Regions from separate parts of the Homo sapiens genome. Here all the other regions are linked to region 1. A link is an interaction called in ENCODE POLR2A ChIA-PET data of the cell type or tissue named here. Cell type or tissue: MCF 10A. All regions are shown on one strand. Region 1 holds the start of LOC105370988 (a long non-coding RNA gene). Region 2 overlaps LOC105370987 (a long non-coding RNA gene). Region 3 holds the start of MIR1469 (microRNA 1469).

Region 1 (4,000 bases):
CCATTACCATCTTAAATGTGGCCAATGGCCTCCTCTGCAAGCTGAGTCTGTGTCCACTTGGCCTGACCCACTTAGCATTCGAGCACCTGCTTGCTTCTCTGGCATAACATGATAGGCTCCTGTGATTTCTTTACTAAGTAGAACAAATAATGACTATTAACATTTCACTGAAAGCAAACACATACCTTTCGTGCTATTACCAGTGTTTGCTTAATTAATGTTATTTTTTGAAATTAGACTTCTGAATATAGCGGATACATATCAAGCCTCAATGTGTCTGTCATAAATGGCTTTTGTGGAGAGAAATTTGCTTACCAATAAAATCTCTACGTGTTTGTTTTAATTCATTTGAATTCAAAATTGACTTTTTAAGATTCTTGAGAATGTGAACTACATCTTATTCTTCTTTGTCCCGGTACTAGGTGCAGTAAGTGTAGATGCTCAATTAACATTTGTTAAACAACATTAAATACCTGCACAGCTCTGTCTGTGTGTGTGCCTGTGTGTGTGCGTGCATACATGAACTGAATTGAAATACCCCAGAGTGAGGATGCCAGGAGGTCTGTAAGTTAACAGAAACCACATTTCATCTTTATCTTTTCACTTAAAAGCTGATTGGCCTCTGATTTTCAAGGTTATCACCCTTGTCTGCGAACTGAAGGGGCTTGAAACGCTCCTTGCAAATGCAGTTGTTGACTTTCAAACAAGGATCTTCTCCCTGGCTCCTGCTCCTGTGACCCACCCCTCCCGGAAACCAGTGGGTTTCTGAGTGACTTATGCTTCAGTGGCTGAAATGATTGGAGCTGACTCAAACACTACAGGCAGGGCTCACAGCCACACGCTCGGCCTAACTTATGTAAACATGTCCTGATGACAGCATTCTCCTACCCCATCTGCAGCTGCAAGGGAATCCATTATTTTTCCAGTCCCCGGGGAAGAAAAAGGTCTTGGGCATCATTACTCCTAGGCAAATGTAACTGACTCTACCGCATACCTTAATTTGCTTGCCACAATTATAGGTCACTCACCCGCTTTGTTATTTTCAATGACTCCCACCCCCCCGCTTTTTTGTTCTTATCAATAATAAATGGAGCCCTTGGATCATGCCACTGTAATATTTGGATATTATGCAAATGCTAATAATAACAAGGTAGCATCAGCAACACCCTGGTTTTATCAGCTGGTCAGATGCTCTATTAGGCAGTCAGTGAGGAGTTCAAGCAAATTGGTTATGTTAATGTCCTGTAGTACTTGGAAAAGACGAGGAGTTGGCAATTAATTTTTTCCAAGCTGCAAGCCGACAGGCAAATTTATATTCCTCCCTCTCTGTGGGATCAAGCTAAGAGAAGGTGAGGTAGAAAAGTGAGCTTCAAGTAGCTTTCCAGGATCTAATTGAACAGTGCTAAATAAAGCCTGGAGAGCAGAGGCAAGAGGGGAGAGAGTGCACCCAACAATGGGCAAGCGGTGCTCTTCCCCATTCATTCCACTGACAGGGCTTTTGCAACTTAAACCTGTTTTATTAATTATGTTTGACATTTCCTTAATTAGTTTCATTTACATCCCATCAGCCCCTACCAGACGATTGCTCCATACATCATTTTACTAGGGTAGTGTGATGCCTACAGAATTATAACAACAACAGACAATTTTATGTAACTTACAGGAAATTAGTGGACAGTTCTTTCCATTTTACATGGTTTTATAGAAAGGGGTAGAGGAGAATTCATCTGGTAGTTTTTTTTTTTCCACATGAATTTCTAACCTACACTAATACATTCATAAAGCTAAAAGTATCCAAATCATAAATTTATATGCTCGAGTTTATTATCCAGCTGTAGGATTTACCAAATCTTAAAAACTGCTCATAAGTTTAAAAAGATATAAGCCTACATAAATGAGGTGGAAACACAAGCATACCAGGAATTGCCTTAGTCCTTGACACCTAATGTCCCCTGCTCCCACTTCCCAAGTGTACCTATTTGCTTCTTACCTGGGAACTCAGCCAGCACTCAGATACAGGTGCCCCAGGGTTACCAAGCCCTTAGGTATAAGGTTGAGCAAAATTAAATTGATTGAGTAAGTGGATTAATGAATGAATAAAATGGAAGCCCCAGGTCCTGATTTTATCTGCCAAATTCACTTTGTGGATATGAGTCATCTAACTCTCTGGCTTTGTTATAAGAGTATGGAATGATATAGTGTATATGACAGGCGTTTATAAGCATGAAGCACTGTGCTCATCTAAGGTACTATTTTTGTTGGCATTATCGTTGCTCAAGTCTTAGGTCTGCTATAGAGGTGCCTTGCAGTGCTCTTGCTGCCTGCAATTATGAGTCAGTGCTTTAGGAGTCTGATTTCTAGCCCACAAGCTTTTTGCATAGAGCCCTAAGCTTTATGTCAGCTTCCCATCTGAGATCCTGATTCCAAGATAATGGTCTTTTTGCCCATGTGGACAAATGGCACCTTCCCACTGTTCTTTGTCTTGATTGAGTTGAAGTTTAACTCTGGCCTTATTGTACCTTCCCGATCCTCACTTCCATAGCCACCTCCTTGTGCTTGGTCAGAGAGAAACAACCAACTTCCCTCTCTGCCCAGCTTCCCCGCATATGATGACTTCTTACTACCCAGGTCACTATATTTGCATGAAACTTATATTCAGAATCAATAGAAGATGAATATCTTTGTCAAACTGTATTTTGCCAAGTGACTAAGGACTACAGACTTGTTTATTAACACTACCAGTTAACCAAAACCATGTTAAATGTGTCTGACTGATCACTACTACTACTAATCCAGCTTACATTGTTTTCACTCCCAAAAGCTACCATGATTTTTGATTGAAATTATGATGGAGGGTTATGACAGCTATTGGTTTTACAATGTTTTATTGGGCAATAGCCAATTGGTAATGCACAGGACAGCTCTTCAGAACCCGGGCTGCGTGTTTCAGCCTGAGCTTCAAAGACATGAGTTGGCACTGTTTCCAAGTAATGTACCTCAATCAATTAATAACTTCTACTTATGCTAATCCATAACACTTTAATAAGTACCTATGAACCACAATCACCACATAATTCTTCACTGAATGTATTAGACTTTATATGAATACATCTCTTCTTTTTTTAACCACCAAACAGCTCTCTTTCTTTCTGAATCTATCAGAGAGAAAGATCTTTGAATTATTTTCTGTCTTAGAGAAATTGGTGGTTCTCTTCTTTTCTAAAACGATCTGTGGTATGAAATTGTCCCTTTATAATTTCTTAAGTATCCTCCTCTCTCCAGATTTCTGCTATTAATTACATCCATATTTCCTTTTTACTAGAAATAAAAAGAAAACTGCAATTTTCGTCTATGAGCTTTTCTAATTGCTAGTCTATTTTTCTATTGTTTTCACTACCAGAATGAGTCATCAATATCTGCTGTAGCTTGTTCTTTTCTCTGATTACCTTACAGACTCACTCATACCTCTACCATTGATGTAAGATTCCTTAACATCACCACTTCCCTTCTAATTAACATCTGAAATCTCAATTCTTAAGCCTGTTTTTTGTGACTTTCACGTTAAATCAGCCCATCTTTCTTGACACAACTTTTTCCTCTCCTCTTTCTTCCTTCTTCCAATCCATCAAAAAAAAACAAATTAAGAGCCTACACTGTACAAGTAACAATTGTTGAGGGTTCATCATAAGGAAGGTAAAATTCTACTTCTTTAAGAGCTGGAATGACTGGATGTGCAAACACGACATGTGGAGAAAGAAGCGAGTGCTCCAGTAAACGATGGTCTTTCCTTCAAAGACAGCCAGCATTTCCACGGTCCTGTTCCCATGGTAAGGTTAGTGTTTTTCTCCATGTTTCCCTGTCACCAGTCCTGTTTATTCCTTGCATTTTTTTTTCCTCCAAGTCCTCTGTTATCTAACAAATTCCTAATTACTGGCTATTGGTTATTGTTCTCTAAGATGGTTTTAACCTTGACTTTTTTTTTTCAACTTTCCTTGTCTAA
Region 2 (4,000 bases), 69 kb after region 1:
CTTATAGCACTCAACGTATATGTGGCACGTCCTTTGACATTTATTGTATTTCTCATCCAATATTCATTCCCCTTCCTGCAACAACTGTACCCTGATTCTTCAAGGGACCTGCCATTTTCTCACTCTGGAGGAGTAGATGTCACAATCTGGCCCCAGAATTGGAGCAGGCGATTGATGTGGGCTAAGCCAGTTACACTATTTTATCCGTTTTATCCGCAGGGCCACAGAGATGGGTCCATGACAAAATTTGTGTCAACACTTGTCAATCCTAGGGGTTTTCTTTTGAGTTCTCAGGGGAGTAGACTCCCTGTGTATCACTGACCATGAAGCTGAACACATGCAGTCCCAGGAGCTGCTGGCAGCCACGTGCCCACCAACAATCAAGAGCTAAGAATTGGGCAACATCATGGAAGGAAGACTGTGGGGAAAAAGAAACTGAGTCCCTGCTGAGGCTTGTTGCTTACCTGAGGCCAACCATGCCCTTGAACTCTTCTCTTTTGTGAAGAGATACATTCTCTTTACTTTTAAAAATTCATTTTATTGAATCTTCTCTTCCTTGCAACCTGTAAATATATTCATATTACAAAGTCCCAAACTGTTTCGTTCATGTGATTATATTTACAACCAAGTTGACCCTCATTTAACAAACATGTCCTAAGCATCTTCTCATAGTAGTCAAGATCTCAAGACCTGTGAGAATAAGCTAATTTAGCCACCTTCTTATCCTCACAAGCCTTGAGATTCTGCTACATGCTACTGGTCTGCCTTCTCTGACAGAACAGAGCTAAATCCATGATACTTCATTAGAACTGCATAAATACATGATAGTTCAAGGATTGACTTGCAAATTCATTTAATAGGGATTGAATGGTATATATCTTCAATCTCAAAGTTTGCATTTCAAATCTTGCTAATGCATTTTTGCTTTAACTCCACATGTCTTCTAGCTTTATAGATTATCTCTACGATATTAATATTTTCTACCCTAAACATGTATATTTCAATGAATGCTGGCATAGCTTTTTTGGGGTCAACTTTTAAGATAATTATACTATAGATTTTTCACAAGCATTGGCTCTTAAGTCTTTATATAATTCAATTCAGCTTGACTTTAGGAAAGAAAGAAAGACAGAAAAAACAAAAAGGAACCCAAATGATCTTCTGCAAAGGACTCCAGAAATACACTAAGAGAGAGAAGAAAGATGAAGTTAAGCTAGCAAATTCTGAAACTGATCTATAGCAACAACAAACATTTTAAAATTTACTTGTAACCTCAGAGAATTCACAGCAAAAATAACTTTAGGTTTGCAATCCAACCCAGTGATTGTACCTCAAATTTACTAATCTTGGCAACTGAAAACAAAATTATAGGGTAGGAGCAACCACATAGAGTACCCCTTATTTGTAATTACTGTAAGTGTGGGACAGAAAAAAAACATCCATGCCAGCTTTCTAAGAACTCATTCTCAGCCAAGAGCACCTGGGGCTAAATTGTGGCTGTTTCACAACATGCTGCTGAATGAAAGGCAGACACAGAGCAGAAAATCCACCTTAGGAAATGTGCTGAACACAATCGTCAGAGTCTGGCTCATGAAAACATTTCCCTCCTTCTCCAGCTATGTCCCAAAACACCCTTCAAGTTTTATAGCCGACAGTGCAGTGTTGGGGAAGGAGTAGGGACTTCACCTTCAAGCCAACTTGACTTTTATCTCTATGAGGCCATTTGCTAGCTCTGTGATGTTGAGAAAGTCCCCTAGACACTCCCAGCCTCATTTTCCCCACTCATACATTGGAGAAGATATAAATATCTCACAGATTTTTTTTGAAGATGAAATAAATGAAGTTGTGTTAGTCTCCTATGAGGGAGAGTAGAGCTGGACATCGTTTCTGGAACTTTTAAGTTCAAAATTAAGTGAGCCATTTTATAACTTGGAGCTAAATTGGCAAGAGGTCTAAAGGTTAGACTAATACTTCTACCCAGCAGTGTTACCTCTGGGAAATATTATCTAACATAAACATGAAGGTGCCCATAATCTTTCTCTGCCTAGTCATTTCAAGAGCATTCAGGAAGCAGTGGGACAGAATTTAGTCTAGATACATTGCTGTGGTGTTAGGACAAGGAAAAGATTTCACATTTCCTAATGAATAGCAACTCATGCCAGGTGCTAGGCTACATGTACAAAACACAACTTTTTAAAAATTATCACCACCAATCTTAAGGAGAAGGCATATTTGTATTTGCACAGATAGAGAAATTTTAGCTGTGATAAGTAACTTGCCAAAATTCACACATCTTTTAATTACAAGAAACAGGATTTATATCTGGACCTTTTTCAGCTTAATTCTAAAATGTATCCACTGTTGTTTAACTAGTTCTATAGGAGTCAGACTCCTAAAGAATTTCTCTCGGGTTGTATTAGTCTGTGAAGGCTGCCATAACAAAACACCATAGATTGCGTGGTTGAAACAACAGAAATTGATTTTCTCTTAGCTCTGTAGGCTATAAAGTTCTATATCAAGATGCTCTACTGATTCAGTCTCTGGCGAGGGCCCTCTTCCTGGCTTCCAGACAGCTGCCTTCTTGTTATGTCCTCATGTGGTGGAGAGAGAGCAAGGGTCTCTTACAAGGACACTGATCCTATCCTATCAGCGCCTCACCTTATGACTTCATTTATCATTAATTACTTCCCTTCTTTTAGACTATCCATATATAGTGACATTGGGGTCTAGGGCTTCAACAGATGAATTTTGGGGGCACTATTCATTCAGCAGTAAGTGTCTTACATGAATTGATTTGTATACATTTGTTTTAAAACTTTTTGCTGTACTCTATCTCAGAGATTCTTCTTTCTTTTCCAATTCAATGAGTTTCTCAATTCTACAGATAATTCCACTATACCATCTATAACATTATAATATCTTCTTAGATCCAACTTTTGTCATCTCTCCCTTTGAGTACCAAAAACCTGCTACAGGTTCTCAGCTTGCAGGCTTTATCTTCTCAAATGCATCCATCAGACAGCCTTAGCACAGACAGTGCAGCTCAGCCTGTCTTAAGACCATTCATTTGCTTAACAAATAAAACACCAGCCCATCTCCATGAACTGGCTTCCAGTGCCTCCCACAGTCAGATCCCAGGCTGGCTTTCTAAGTTCATCTCCTCCTCCTAAAGCTCTTTTGCTTCTCATTAATATAAGTTGCATTGGGAGCTTGCAAATCATTTGTTTACTTATTCACTTAATCATTTATTGAATAAGTATTGAATTTCACTAATGTGTCAGACAGTGTGCTGGGCTTTGAACACCCAGCAGTGAATAATGCAGACTCCGACTCTACCCACATGGAGCATGTTTGACCAGGGAAACAGGCATTAAGTGATCTCACAGGAATTGCTTTCATGCATTGAAGAACCATTATTCTCCAAGTCCCAGCTTAAGGCATACTGCTATGAACGCTGTTCCCAAAGAAAATATTTGAAAACCATATATTTGATAAAGGTCTTGTTTCCAGAATATATAAAACTAAATGATACAAAAATAAAAAAACCAATTTTAAAAATGAAGAAAGTATTTGAACAGATGCTTCATCAAAGAATATAATCAGGTGGTACAAACCATTTACTAGAAACATGAGAATTAAAACTACAGTGAGATGCTGGTATACCTGTAACAGAATGGTTAAAATAAAAGACTGACAATATGAAATGTTGCTGATGACAAGGAGGAGCAGAAAAATGCTCAGATCTTGCTGGTGAAAATATAAAATTGTATAACCACTTTGTGAAACAGTTTGGCAGTTTCTCAAACAGTTAAACATGGCTGGGTATGGTGGCTCCTGCCTGTAATCCCAGCACTTTGGGAGGCTGAGGCGGGCGAATCACCTGAGGTCGGGAGTTCAAGACCAGCCTGACCAACACGGAGAAACCCCCGTCTCTACTAAAAATACAAAATTAGCCGGACGTGGTGGCGCATGCCTGTAATCCCAGCTACTCGGGAGGCTG
Region 3 (4,000 bases), 1.5 Mb before region 1:
GCTCAGTGTGCTACAGGCTTTCACTGCCCGAGTCCTTAGCCTGGGTCATTGAGAGGCCCAAGCAAAAGTGCATTGGGTCTGTCTGGCCCAAGTCAGTAAACAGAAGAAACCAAAACTACCAGCACTCTCTCCCCTCCTCCTCTGTAAATAATAGTTTGGCTTATAATTATATAGGGGTTGGGGGTTGGGGGTGGACAACCTGGCCCAGTCCCGAGTAATGGCGTCCACGATCCAGCCTCAGATTCCCCCCAAAGAGGGCGACTCATTTTTCTCCAGTCTTTGAAACTGATTTAAGTGGCCCTTTAAAACTGATCTTGTCAGTTTAGCCTATTGAAGGGCAGCCATGCAAACCGTGATCTCTCTGTTCATTTGAGCTGTTTCTTTTCCCCCTTTTTCTTCTCTCTCCCTTTTTCTCCTACCCCCCTTTATTTTTTAAAACCCAGGTCCCTCCGAGAAGCATCCCCCCTCCCTGTTATCTTCAGGAAAACACTTTTCTTTTTTGATACGTGAAAATACAGTAAGTGCCTTTGAAATGAGAAGCTTCTTGGTAAAGGCGGTTCAGGTTGTGACCTGACCTTTCAGGGCTCCCCATACAAGACTGGGGTTAACATATGCATATTGTGAGTCATTAAAACAGATATTCGAAAATCTCCACCACCACCTCCACCCCAAGAACCAGAACACACATGCAACCTCCTCATATGTATATCTAGGACTCTGCATGTCTACAGAATGTAGAGGTGTCTGTGGACAGGAACTAAAAGATCTGTTTGCACAGGACTCCTTCCCTCGGCATCCTCGGAACTGTGTGTCTCCCTCTGAATCAGATAACAGGAACCTTTATCTCTTTGTGAGGCGATTTGCATTCTCCACACAGGCCTCCACATTTTGCAAATAGTCATAAATTAAACTGTTAACGACAGTATCAGGCATTTTTTTTTCCTTGAAAGACCAAGGGTAAGGCTAAGAGCTAGCAATGATACCAAGAAATTAACGACTACCTCCATCGTCCAAGAAGGTGGGCTGGGTGTTGGGTTGTGGGACAGGGGTGAAGGTGGCTATGAGGTAGGGAGATATCTTGTCTGTATATCTGCAGCAGGCAAACGTTCTAGGTATGAGGGGCACTCGAGAAAAATAATCCCTATCCAAACCTCTGCAAACAGCTTCCCTGCCCAGACACTGGCCTTTAATTGATTACCTAAGGACTTCCAAAGGCAGAATTTGGGGTGGCTGTGCTGGGAGGTTTTATGTGGAAAGCAGCAATGTACAAGACAGCAGTTTGAGGACTAAGAAGCTGCAAGCTGTTCAGCTAATGACTTAGTTCCCCAGACTTCTTTCGAACAATAAGGAAGAGATTGTGGACCTCCTTTATGTTTGCCACATAAACTACACATCTCTCCTCGTTTCCTGTTAACAAGCTTAAAAAATTGTAGTGGGTGACTAGGTTCCAAGCCCTGCTAACGTCCAGATGTTTGTTATTCTTAATCGGGAACCCCTTTCCCCTCTCAGCCATGACAAAAGGATCAGCTGACAACTTAGTACAAGAATGTGAAAGGGGGTTGGTGATTTCCATCCACCTGGGCTATGCTGAACTCAGCCTGGAGGCAGCCAAAAAGCTCAGGTGTGGCCCAAAATGGAAAGCCAGACACCTTCAAAAATCATTTTGCCTCAAGTTAATTAGTATCAGCTCTATTACTCACACAGGTTAAACTACATGCAAACTAATTAGATTGCATAATGCAGTCAATGATGGTTTTATATCTCTAGCAACATCCATATCCAGCCCAAGTTGGCATACACTTTGGGTTGTTTGAAAATTGCCTTAAGTGTTTGCTTGGGCAGGGGAAGCAAGAGGCCAGAGTCTTCAACCTCCTGCAGACATTCTGAAGAGTTATGACGGTCCCTTTCCTCCTGTTGCCCCATCCTGACACATCTTTTCGCCTCTCCTGGCAGTCTGCATTATTCCAGTAAGAATATGATTTTGAAAATTGCTGCCCTCAGGTTGGATTTGCCTGGAGCTCCAACTCCTATTGAGTTAGCAGGCAAACTTTTCCCTGCAGAGACAATGTCAGGGCTGCTCCACTGCCCAGGGCATCTCCTGGAGGCCCAGCCAGGGCGCTAGAGAAAACCGAGGGCTTGAGGAGATTCCCTGGGGCCCAGCAGGCCCGGGGGGCCTGGGCTCAGGAAAGGGAGCAGGAGAGGGCATCCCAATCTGGATACTGCAGGTGGGGGAAACAGGCAGCAGAGGCTGCCCTATGGCCCATGTGGGGAATCTATCTGAAGCATCCTTCCTGCAATCCAGCCTTCCTCTCCTCTCCCCAGGACAGGCCTGGTAGTGCCCAGCAGCTATAAAAAGTTCCCACTTTAAGTTGCACTCAACAGTTTGGCCTTTCAAGGAGCAGACTGGGTTTGCCCTGGGGACTCCCAAGTTCTCTGGGCCCCAGCTCTGGGCTAGGAGCCCGTGGGCACGAGAAGACAGGGCTCCTTCCTACCTGAGGTGAACAGGACTATGGCCTTGAGGCAGCTGTACTCGGCTGAGTCAACGTGCAGCGCCTTGAGCTTCTCCACTTGCTCTTGGAAGATCCGTATGTGGTCCATAAAGGCGACCACCCGGTCGGCGGACATGGGCGAAGCATGCAGGCCGGCGGCGGCCAGGAGCGGGGCGACGTGGAGGGGCATGGAGCACTGCGCCGCATTCAACACAAACAGCTCGCTCCAGGTGAGGCGAAGCAGGGCCACCTGGTCCGTGATCTGCAGGTCGGGGAAGAAGGGGATGTTCCGGGCCCACTCGACGGCGCTGAAGAGCATCCTCGCGGCCAGTTCGCAAATGTTCTCGATACCCATGATGTTGTTGGGCTGCATGCATTGGCTGCCGAAGCGCGACGTGGGATAGGGCTCCGCGCGCAACAGCAGGGAAATATATCCGGACAGGTACGAGTGGCAGTTGAGGGGATCCCCGTTGGTCAGCGCGAACTGCCCGTGGGTCGGCTGGGTCGGCGGCATCCTGCCCCTCTGCACCGCTGCGGGGAGGAAAGGAGACACTCCACAGTTAATGACCAGCCTCAGTCCCCAGGTTCCCCGGCGGGGTCTGCCCCAGCCCGACCCCCACCTGACCCAGGCCCTGAGCAGCGCAAGAACCAGGCAGGCCTGCCACAGAGCTGGAGTCGCCAGGCTCTTGGCACCATTCCTTTCAAACCACCACCCAGGCGAGCTCTGAGGGCCAGAGGGGCACACTTGCCTCCGAGGCCCGCTCGGGGCTGGTCCGCCGAGGACCCAGAATTGGCCACCTTGCCTCGGGGTCCCCGGCGCTGTGGGCGGGATGTAGCATTCTGAGGGCATCTTTCTTCTTTACTGCTAAACAGCTGATATTTCTTATTGATTGGAGGAGAGGGAGCGGGAGGGGCGAGTCTGGGGGGAGGGTGAGGCGCTTTTGCAAAAGGCACGAGGGTCCACCCCAGACGGCCTGTGGCCACTCCGGAACGACTCTCCCACAAACCCCGAAGCCCCAGCCCCAGCCCGGCGGGGAACCCCCCCAGTGAGAGACAAGCAGAGAGCGGAGGTCTGGCGTCTGTCTAATCAGTGTGCTCGGAGAAAGAGACGGAGGGAGAGGGCGGAGAGAGAGAGGCCGGCTAAAGAGAGAGGAAGCCGGGAGAGGCAGGGAGCAGGCGGCCGGCACTAGCGGAGCCTGGGCAGGGCCTGTAAGGGCCGGGGAAAGCCGGCGAGGCTCGGGCCCAGGCTGTTATCTGACTCCGGACCGGGAGAGTCGCTCTCGCAGAAACACAAAGAAACCCCGGCGTTGGCTCGCCCCAACCCGGAGCCCGCGCCCCGCGCCGAGCGCGCCATTGGCAAAGCACGGCTCGCGGCGCTCGGCGAATTTTATATCACAAAGACCCAACTCGCGCAGAGCGAAAGCAGCCGCCCAGGGCCCCTCGCCCACCCTTTCCTACTTCCTATCGCGCTCTCTTCGTTTCAAAAAGTGAAAGGAAAAAAGAAAGCAGAG

What was found. ChIA-PET counts read pairs that join two places held together with the same protein. Peaks named below come from ENCODE experiments on the same cell type or tissue, not always from the same donor. Only the 100,000 strongest peaks of a DNase experiment are listed, where the experiment ranks them.
Region 2: POLR2A ChIA-PET joins it to region 1 with 13 read pairs; 1 of 35 experiments calls an interaction of 5 or more read pairs at or near these places.
Region 3: POLR2A ChIA-PET joins it to region 1 with 8 read pairs; 1 of 35 experiments calls an interaction of 5 or more read pairs at or near these places.

The regions. Positions count from the first base shown.
Region 1 is chr15:94,790,639-94,794,638 of GRCh38, reverse strand. LOC105370988 (a long non-coding RNA gene) reads left to right here and starts at 3,470. Exons shown (of 3, transcript XR_932644.3): 1 at 3,470-3,832. In MCF 10A, no CTCF peak of the experiment used is centred here; a DNase peak (open chromatin) is centred at 2,198.
Region 2 is chr15:94,721,523-94,725,522 of GRCh38, reverse strand. LOC105370987 (a long non-coding RNA gene) reads left to right here. Exons shown (of 2, transcript NR_188300.1): 2 at 220-590. Among named protein-coding and RNA genes, the nearest start is that of LINC02852, 130 kb to the right of the region's middle. In MCF 10A, no CTCF peak of the experiment used is centred here; a DNase peak (open chromatin) is centred at 1,512.
Region 3 is chr15:96,333,096-96,337,095 of GRCh38, reverse strand. NR2F2 (nuclear receptor subfamily 2 group F member 2) reads right to left here. Exons shown (of 3, transcript NM_021005.4): 2 at 2,493-3,020. MIR1469 (microRNA 1469) reads right to left here and starts at 3,835; the gene lies at 3,789-3,835. RefSeq lists an enhancer at 2,407-3,369. In MCF 10A, no CTCF peak of the experiment used is centred here; no DNase peak of the experiment used is centred here.